Linked DNA regions of Mus musculus: region 2 is linked to region 1. The links are chromatin loops, found by intact Hi-C in ENCODE. Cell type or tissue: left cerebral cortex. All regions are shown on one strand.

What was found. Hi-C counts contacts between places; a loop is a spot of excess contacts. Peaks named below come from ENCODE experiments on the same cell type or tissue, not always from the same donor. Only the 100,000 strongest peaks of a DNase experiment are listed, where the experiment ranks them.
Region 2: it touches region 1 in a loop (1.9-fold over the local background); 1 of 42 quality-filtered maps calls a loop at or near these places.

Annotation. Positions count from the first base shown.
Region 1 is chr1:43,981,944-43,986,943 of GRCm38, reverse strand. It overlaps Tpp2 (tripeptidyl peptidase II), which reads right to left. Exons shown (of 29, transcript NM_001310540.1): 22 at 3,628-3,872; 23 at 3,352-3,430. Among named protein-coding and RNA genes, the nearest start is that of Mettl21c, 36 kb to the left of the region's middle. In left cerebral cortex, no CTCF peak of the experiment used is centred here; no DNase peak of the experiment used is centred here.
Region 2 is chr1:44,146,043-44,151,042 of GRCm38, reverse strand. Ercc5 (excision repair cross-complementing rodent repair deficiency, complementation group 5) reads right to left here and starts at 3,299. Exons shown (of 15, transcript NM_011729.2): 1 at 2,893-3,299. The coding sequence starts at 2,980. In left cerebral cortex, a CTCF peak has its summit at 2,107; a DNase peak (open chromatin) is centred at 3,150; H3K4me3 peaks cover 2,066 bases; H3K27ac peaks cover 1,120 bases.

The sequences.
Region 1 (5,000 bases):
TACACAAGCTTTATTCAGCTTCCAGTAATAATAATCTCACACTTCAGTATTATCTATTATACCTTGTACAACCTTAGCCCAAGACTTTGTAGGCCAACTAAAAAATACAAGTGGAAGAAAAGCAATGCCTAAACCTTACTGAAATATGCTTCCTTTTGTAGTTGAGTTCCTGGCAAACCTTTTTAAAACTGTCTTCATGGCAACTCAGAGGCACATATCAATGCATTAAATAAGATTTTTTAAATGCTCAGTTATGATCTATTAAATGGATTATGATTGTGCACAAATGGGTCAAATCAAACCATCTGAGAAATACTCATCTTCAGTTTGTTAACTAGAAGATTTTTCATGGTGAACCAGAGCTTATCAATACACACACAAAAAAAACATTGTGGACAACATTTCAATACTATAAAACACAACTGTTTCTTCTATTACAATACCTCTTGGATAAATAGGCCACTGAATGGCTCTTCCTCAAATGTATCCCTTTCTCTGTACTCGGAGTAGAGATCTTCAAGTTAAATGGGGGTCCAGCAGTCAATACAGACTCTCATATGTTAACAGAAATCAAGTAGAATCAATACTCATAGCATCAAATCTGTCTGTATTTTTATTACAGACTCAACTTTTATTTAGTTAGAAGTTCTTATTCACTATTTTTTGTATCTGTCCTCCCATAACTAGGATAGATGCAAGAGCAGAGACTAGTTTATTAACAAAATCATTTTACTTAAAATGGCTTTTAGAGTTTAAGGTTTTTTTTACATTTTCCTCAAATTTCAAATTTTTATTTATTTATTGAGTGTGTGTGTATATACAGGTGAGCGCCATGGTACACATATAGAAGTTTGTTTTTTTTTTACATTTTTCTCAAATTTCAAATATTTATTTATTTATTTAGTGTGTGTGTGTGTGTGTGTGTGTGTGTGTGTGTGTGTGTATACACAGGTGAGTGCCATGGTATACATAGAGAGGTCAGAATACAACTCTCTTTCCATCATGTGAGTCCTGGAGATGAGACTCAGGTTGTTAGACTTGTCAGCAGGTACCTTTACCCATCGAGTCATCTTGTCAGTCCTAGATTTTAAAAATAATGACTTTGCTCTCCATTGCATTCATCTCTTTATGACTTTGGATATGCAAAACTTCAAACTTTTAAATTTGATATCTTATCTATACCAACAAATGAGAAGCAATAAAAATCATCCATACCATTGGAAAATATGGTTTAATAAATATGGTTTCCATATTCCATAAATATGGAAAATAAACCATAGGGTATGGTTTAAAAAGCCTTTTTCAGAAAGACACTATGTCAATACTGCTTGTAGGTATTAACTAAGAGAACTATACTGCAGAATATAAAGAAAGGAAACTAAGGGAGAGATTCTTTAAAAATAAAGATTTATAATAGTGAGAGAAAAAAGTTTAATAACTATGTAAATAAGGCTTTAAGACATCGTTTTTAAGAACTGACAATCAGTACCTTTTTAAATTTTCCTTGTCGTTTTGCTGCAGACTGCCCCTGGGAGTTAGAACGACATTCTGTAAGAAAACATGCATAATCTACACAGGATGGAGATACCACCTCTGCCTAACTTTCTTCCAATTTAACATTCCATCTGTATGTTGTCACAGTACTCAGAAGGGTCAGATCTGTGACCAAAATGGCATGCTTTTAAAGAAAGCAGCACTACCATGCCAATTTTTAAAAACAAAAATGCAATCAAATATGCCATTTTAAGGCAAAATTCTTTCAGCATTTTGGTTAAAATATTTAGTGATTAAATTCCATTATCATTAAAACATTAAAAAAACATTTAAATTTAGCTGACAGTCTGCAGAGTCTGATTGTATACAGGAGGTCATGACCATTACACAAGCCTAAATCATTCTTAAAAAAAAAAAAAAAAAAAAAAAAGCCAAACAAACAAAAAAGAAAAAAGAAAAAAACCAGGGCTACAATGAAAGGCAAAGTAAGGTAAAATGGCACTTCCTTTCCAACTACCAAAATGTAGGAAGTATAAAACTGCTGAGGAAAGTTTAAATAAAGAACCCAAAGGCAATTATACTCAATAACTTTAGATTATTGCTATTTTCTTATAAACAACCTTTCTATCTATAGAAAGCTAGCAACAGTCAATTCCAAGCACTTATAATTTCAATATTGCCTCTGATAGTATTGTCAGGAAGTACTATTTCTGAATTCTTATAAGAATATTTCTGCCAATTATTCTTTTCTGCTATACTTTCCATGAGAAGTGGACTTCTGAGATGAGTTATCTATCATCTGGGTGAAAAACTCAGTTGAAGTCCCATAGAAGCAGCCACCTAGGTAAATCTCCAAAAAGATCTATGAGGATTTCTTAAATCAGTTCAAGAACAAAGTCCAGTATCAAGTGCTGATTTACTCCAAATGACACTGAAGTATGTGTGAGTAAGAGTACACAATGAAATGCATCCTGAGAGATGTCAAGCACAAAATCCCCAAATTACTCCTTATGGCTATGAATATATGACCTTGGTTGAACAGTGACAAGAAAAAAATACATTTCAAGATAAATGAGATGAATTCACTCTGACAACAGCATTTATAGATCCCAGGATTAGGTTAAGTAGACTTACATAGTTTTGTATGAACTAATGCTAAATGAGAAATGCACAGATGTAAGAATTGTATTACACCAAAATGACCTATGATAAAGGGTGACAGATCCACATAAAAAACATTCTCTGCAACAAATCTGTAATAAAAACAAGATGGAAAAACCTGAAATAAATACCTTTAAGCTTTAAATAAGTTATCTCTAAACTAGAAACAAAAAGCATCATTTTGAAACTATAAAAAGCAGAATCACAAGAAACACCATACATCTATCCACGTAATTGCTGAGGTCTTGTAGACCACAGCAAGCCTTCACAAATGTGAGAGCCAATATCCATTAATAAATATCCTTCAGATTGGTTTTTATAAACAAATGAAGAGAACTTGACTTATTCCAGTATCTATAACATGTTGGTTGAAATGCTAGGGTATGCTATAATTTTACACATCCCATTTGCTTCAACCAATTGTGATCTGGATGTCAAGAACTTTAGGGACTGAGGTGGAATAGGGTTAGGGCATGGGGCTTGTGGAAAAGAACATAAAATACTTTTTAATGACACATTTAAAAAGGTACCAAATATTAATCCACCTTCATTAACAGCTCAAGAAAAAGAAAAACAATTACTGTTCCCTCCCTGCAAGTATTCTTTTACCCCTTCTGAACGATGGACTTAAAGCCCATCTTCAAAGGGATGGAAAATTTTAAACAGGTACTTTCAGTGTAAAACACTAGTACTTACAGCTTTCTTTCCAAGCTCAGTCTTTGACAATGTCAAGGAGCCTGCAAGGTAGCATCCGGGTCCTGCCCCCTTAGGTATTCTAATGAGAGAATTAAAAGGGGAAAAAGTAACAAAAGAAAAAGTTTCACAAAAACACTTAGAGGAAAACCATCAAAATCAAACTGAAATATTTCCCATGTCCAAATTTTCAAAAATCAAACTGAGAAACAACTTCAGACTAAAATGATAGCAAATTATAATAGATGTAGAGTAACATACATCAACATCAGCACTTACTTATCATCAGGTAAGGAAGTAACAAAGAATGGCTGATTGTATTTGGGTGGTAATGTTAAGCTGCTTGATTTCTTCTTTCCTAGAAGTGCAAGGCTATGATTTTCATGAATATCTAAGCTCAAGGTATTAGACAACCTATGTGAAACAATAAACGGAAGATCTTTGAGACGATCCAAATCACTGATTTGCTCATGACGAATCTGTAATCGAATTGTATAATCTCCTTTCTCCAATTTCAGAGAATACTAAAAAAGAAAACATTTGGAAAAAGTAAGTTCAGCTCAGTAAAAGGATAAAAGACACAGTTCCATTTACAGAGTGTACAAGGTATGAGACATCTATACTCAAAGTATCTAAGGTGCTAGTGAGCGGGGCAGAATTTGAAGTATTAAGTGGCTCGCCTGACCCCAAGCGTATCAACATATTCACACAATCAGTGTTATACATAAGAAAAGCAAGTATAGTTTTGTTTATAGGTTGTAAGAAACATGAAGTGGTAGTCAAAAAAGTCAAAATTAGATTTGTATATTATCTAAAATAAACATTCATGTGTATGCACATGTGTGACTTCTGTAAAACGTTACGTTTTAACTGTGAAGTGTCACATCCCTTTATGACAAGCAGGGAAAACAAGGAGCCAGTAGAGATCAAGGATTGTAAAGCTACTACATCCCTCTCGGCTAAAATGCTCACTGAATGGGGATACTGTCAGTATTTTGCAGAAGCAATGTCTTTTGAGCCAATGTGAAGTGTAACTCAAGTAACATTCCAGACTATAGTGATGAGATTGCTGCTTGCTTGACGGGAAAACTGGACCATTCCTTAAATGCAAAAGCTTCCATAAACAATTTTTATTATTTTATTACTTAATTAATTATTCAGCAAAAAATCATGAGCATTTCAGAAAAATATCTCCTATTTCTTCAAATACAATTTTAACCAGAGACAAAATTGCCAAGTAGTTCCATGTCCTTTAGTATCAGTGGGAAACAAAGTCCAGAGCACGCAGTCAATGCTCAGTACGGTTTCAGATTTGAAGGTACTCACAAGCCCTTGTGTTCCACTCAGACCTGGGGTCACATTACGCTCTCCCATTCACTGTCTATCTTGAGTAGAAGCAGTGCGTAGGAGGGAGAAGTAATGCAACAGGTAGACACACTAGGACTGGAGGTCTAATCTAGTGGAAGAGTGCATGCCGAGCATGTGCAAAGTCACCAGTGTAGTCCCTTCTCAGCTAAAAGTGCACTGCTGGCCAGTACTTGTAAGCAACATCCTCTAGTCACATGGCAGAAAAGTTGTCAAGTCTGTTGCTTAATAACTACAATGAGCAAAAGAGATTTCTATAGGTGTCAGAAAATTGAATGTGACTTTAT
Region 2 (5,000 bases), 160 kb before region 1:
ACCATCCACAATTGGCTGGGCCCTCTCCCATTAATGGCTAATTAGGAAAAGCCCTATAGTCTTGCTTGGTCTTCCAAAGGAATTTTCTCAATTGACTCTTGATGACTCTCATGCCATGCCAAGTTGACAATATGTGTGTGTGTGTGTGTGTGTGTGTGTGTGTGTGTGTGTGTGTGTGTATCTCCATCCCTATATGTTAAAGAGCTCCCATGTAAAAGTAAATCCAAGACCCTACGGAGATACATTAAACATTGTATTTGTGAGCAAGACAAATGCACCCCTATGTCTGAGATGCACATATCCTAAAAGAATTGACACATTAAGTGCCAAGAAATAATAGGTCAGGAGAGTAGTTATGAGTTTAGCACTCTAGTTACAGAAGGGAGACGAGACGCAGCAAATACAAACGCCTAGGGCAGAGCCACGTCTACACAGTTCCCTGTGGTGGGCGCAGGGGTGGGGCACTTGGGTATGGAAGCTGATATACAATATACACATCTGAGCAGTTTCCAGAATGACTTCGGGCCTTAGGAGACATGTAAAAATCAACTGCAAGGAGAGTAGTTTTAAGAATGTTACAGCAGTAGGGGAGGGTATAGGGAACTTTCAGGATAGCATTTGAAATGTATATAAAGAAAATATCTAATACAAGAAAGAAGAAGTATGAAAATCCATATAACAAAAAAAAAAAAAAAAGAATGTTCCAGCAGCCCACATGAAAGGAGATGATAGTGATGGTAGGTCTCAGACATGAGTGATCAGGTCCAGGATCCAGCTTAGAGCAAGCCTTCTGCAGTCTCAGTTCTACTCTGGACAGCTACTCATACTTGGTCCATTTCTGCTTGCTACACTGCCATCAAAAGTGTCTATACAATCAATCACTTTTGACTTTAGAATTGAGAAAACTCAATTTCAGAGTTAAGATACCTCTTAACTCATATATATGAGTCTAGGGCCTACAGCTTCTGAGAAAAGATTAAACCCCATGTTCCTAAAACACTAAATCACACTGAAATAATTCCTTTTCACATTTAAATTAACCACAGCTTACCACTTCTCATGGAAGGCCGAGAGTTCCAACATGAAACTCTTAGTTAAAAAAAAACAAAAAACAAAAAACAAAAAAAAAAACAGATAAAATCAGATAGGCTGAAAGAATTTACACAGTTTGATTAGTCAAGCTTCAACACAAATGTGGCAAAACTAAACTCCTCAAGGGTTAGAAGAATTAAAGAATGAAGCAAAGGCAAAGTCAAAACTTGCTTTAGAATTTAAACTCAAAGAACCAATAACATCTGAAAATAAATGGGAATTTTCCTTAGTCCTGGAATTAGGTGACTGGAGACTAAGTTAATCCATGTTGTTCATGTGTCCAGTGAGGGTACTATCTGCTTAATACTGCCAATGCACTAACAGATGTTAAGGTCAATAATGAGGAAAAACTAATCTGTTATTTCCTAACATTTTTTTGACACAGACATAAACTGTTTAAATAATACACTCAGCTATTCACATGGTCTAAAACCCAAACAGTTTATTTGGAAAAGTATGTAAATTACAAACCTGAGATAATTGTGGATGATTTATTTATTAGCAAACCGAATAAATTTCTAACACCTAAATTTCAGATATCAGAATTCTCATGATGAAACACAGAAAATTAAATTACAGAAGTAACCAGATTACATGTGAGTGTAGGCAAAATCCCTCACGATTTTCTTTAAACGATCCATTATTTCAGAAGAGCTTAATAACCTCATAAACATAACTTCACACCCCAAATGGAACACAGCCATTTATGAATAATCTACATGGATTACTTTTCATTTGACAACCCTGAATGCTAGGATGCTTAACTTCCTAATTGTTTATAAGGGCTGGAAGAGAAAATAACGTAACTCCTTGATGGTGTTGTCAGCAATACTTTCTCACAAAGATGTGAATGGAACTCTGGTTTATCATACATACTAAGAAAGTGCTCTACCACTACTAAAACCCTTTGATGAGAATTTAAGAACCCCCTCACTAAAAATTGTTCTTCCATCATAAATAATGAAGAAATCCTTAAACAGCAGTGACGCCGAGAAACCACTAGGGTTTATGGTACCCTGTGCAAAGACTTGTAAGACAAATTTTTAATTTTTGTCATTGATGTATTTGGCATAAAATGTGATTTTTCAAAACTGCAAGTTCTCCATTAATTATAAGCTGGGCACATCGTGAAGAACTGACATAGTTTACAGAATGGCATGGCATGCCACCACCTACGGACACACGTCCAGGCATGTACGCACATTCAGCAACTATTTACAGGAATTTCTAGTTTTCATTAAGAAAACTATGTAAAAGTACCTTCTAAGATAAAAGAGGCACTGTGAAACGGGCCGTGGAACAGATAAACGTAAACAAAACTTCAAAATTGGTATCACATTTTCAAAGTGGGAGAAAAACAAAACTCCAATGACACAAAACTAAAATGCACACACCCATCACAGAAGCTGGAGGAAACTAATTCACTATACACCGTATGAACTTTTTTTATTCCAACAAACAAGAGGTAACTATTCAAAAAGGAGGGTGGGAGGGTTCGGAACTCTTCTTTTTTTTCCCCCCCTCTACTCTGACAGAATGACTTCTCAGATGTACAGTACTACGGAGCCTGACGCTATACCAAATTTTATCATTTAAATCTCCTTATTCTCCGCGACAACTCTGTAGCCACTCTGCTGTGAGAACTAAAGCATAGGGGGCACAAAATGGGCCGGCCTAAGGAGCGCAGGCCTGCACTCTAGATAGACAGACACCCAATCGACCCCCAGCACCAAGTCCCGGACGAAGCCCAGTCGCCGAGCAGGCGCTCATCCGGCGCTCCGGAGCCGCCTTGAAGGATACCCACGGCCAGCACCTTGCCCTCCAGCGCCTCCGGGCTGACCCGGTGGCCCGAGCACTCCAGCAGCTTCCACAGCCCCTGCACTCCCATGGCGCAGGCGCTCTCTCTCGGCCGGGCTCGCGGGGCCTTTGTTTCCCGTTAGGATAAAGGACGCGCCCCGCACCAGCACGCAGCGCCACCAACTCACGCAGAGCCCACCGCTCTCCGCCTGGAACCCGCTGTCACCAGGGCTTGAAGGAGGAACACGGCGCTGACGCACTTCCGGAGCGGACCCGGTCTCCCGAAAGAACAGCGGAATTTAAATGTGGTGGGAGGAGCAGAAAGGTTTCAGCCCCAGTACTGGCACGCCTAAAAGTACTGAGAAGCAGCACCGGTGACGCCAGCGCCGAGCCTTCCTCCGGTCGCGAGTGATTTCTCCCGCTGACCAAACGATGAAACCTCTTGGCTTCCAAGTGAACGCGAGGGTTGGGATTCCCGCGTTGACACTTGACACGTAAATCCCACGCCCGAGCACTCCCGAAGTCAGTGTGTGTGGCGATTCGGTTTTGAATCTGTGCCTCTGTTCGGCTGACTGTTAGGCGCAAAAAGTGTTTGCACATATTGGCTTTCTTAATGGAGTGAGGTCTCCTTTGTGCATTTTCAGTATCAGTCTCCCCATTGCCTCCCCAGCTTTGCCGATTTGGCGCCAAGTATTGGGTTCGACAAGAAAAGAACGGAAAGATGAGCATCTTGACTTTGGTGAAGGCAAATATTTTCACAACGTGCAGTAACTGGATGGCAGTACAACGCAGTGCTTAACTTTGAATTTCCTCCAGCATCTGAAACTTTGAGTTCCACAATTGGGAAAAATGACTTGGGGCAGAGTAGAGCCAGGAAAAGACACGATATGCACATTCTAAATCGAATGCAGCCCTTTGAGGCCTTACTATAGAGTTAGCTCTGTGGAGATTACGTTTCTTCAGAATTTCTTCTCCGTCATCTGTAAGCAGTACAAAAGAACAATCTTTTACCGAGCAGAGTGAATATGGGCAAAGCACTTAGCATACAATGGCTCAATTTTGATGGACGGTATTGTAATTATTCAAACCCAGTAAAAAGATTGATAAGAAACAATAGATAGCCCGACATGGTGGCACAAATATCTGGGAGATGGGCAGGAATATCACAAGCTCAAGACTCACATGGCCTTGTCTAAGAAAAAAAAAAAAAAGGAAGGGATAGAAGTAGATAATTTCTGGGGAAAAAAATTCATTTACAGCTGAAGTCTATCAGAAGTCAAATTTTAGCAAAAACGTATCTATGTCCAAACAGGTGGTTTACAGTTTAGCATTCCCTCAATGTGTAAAATTACGGACTTTTGCATTTTAGTAAAGTCGTATTTTACTGAAGGCAATTTAATTGCCTGTTTAATTTTTATCACTTCCAGCAGTAGACTGTAAACATGTTGAAACTGGTATCAATCTTGATGAGTGTTACACCCCTTCCTTAGTAGTGCATAGCGGGAGTTCGTCAATGTTGCTTAAGTGACCTCTCAAGTCTCAGGTCTGATGCTCCCCAGGACATTTTGCATCCTGTGGAAAATATTTGGAGTAGAGGTCATGCAGATGATAGTTCAGATCTTGGCTGGACCGCGGAATTACTATGTATTCAGGTCAGTATCCATGTAGAATTCAAAATTCACGTGTTGAATATAAGTACTGCACAATGTGCCTGTATTCAAAGTGATTTTTAGAAAATGATTGTCAAAACAATAAGGCCATTAGGCACCTAAGGGCACATGAACCAGAACTTAACAAAACCATTTCTGTGTCTGACAGAGTCATGGTCAGTAATAGATCACAAACATGAAGATACGTCTAAGTCCATGGATGTGATTTCTACCTCACCATTGATATACAGAGAGACTATCAGGGTGGCCTCTAATCCAGTATAACGGTTATACTAATAAGAAGGAGTGGGAACATCATAAAGTATGCCCACAAATACAGGAAAGGCCATGGGAGGACAAAAAGGGTGACCAGCTTCAAGTCCAAAAGATAAGAAACCAAATGTGCCAGACCTTGTCTTGGTCTATGTAACTGTGAGGGAAAAAAAAAACGAAACAAAAACA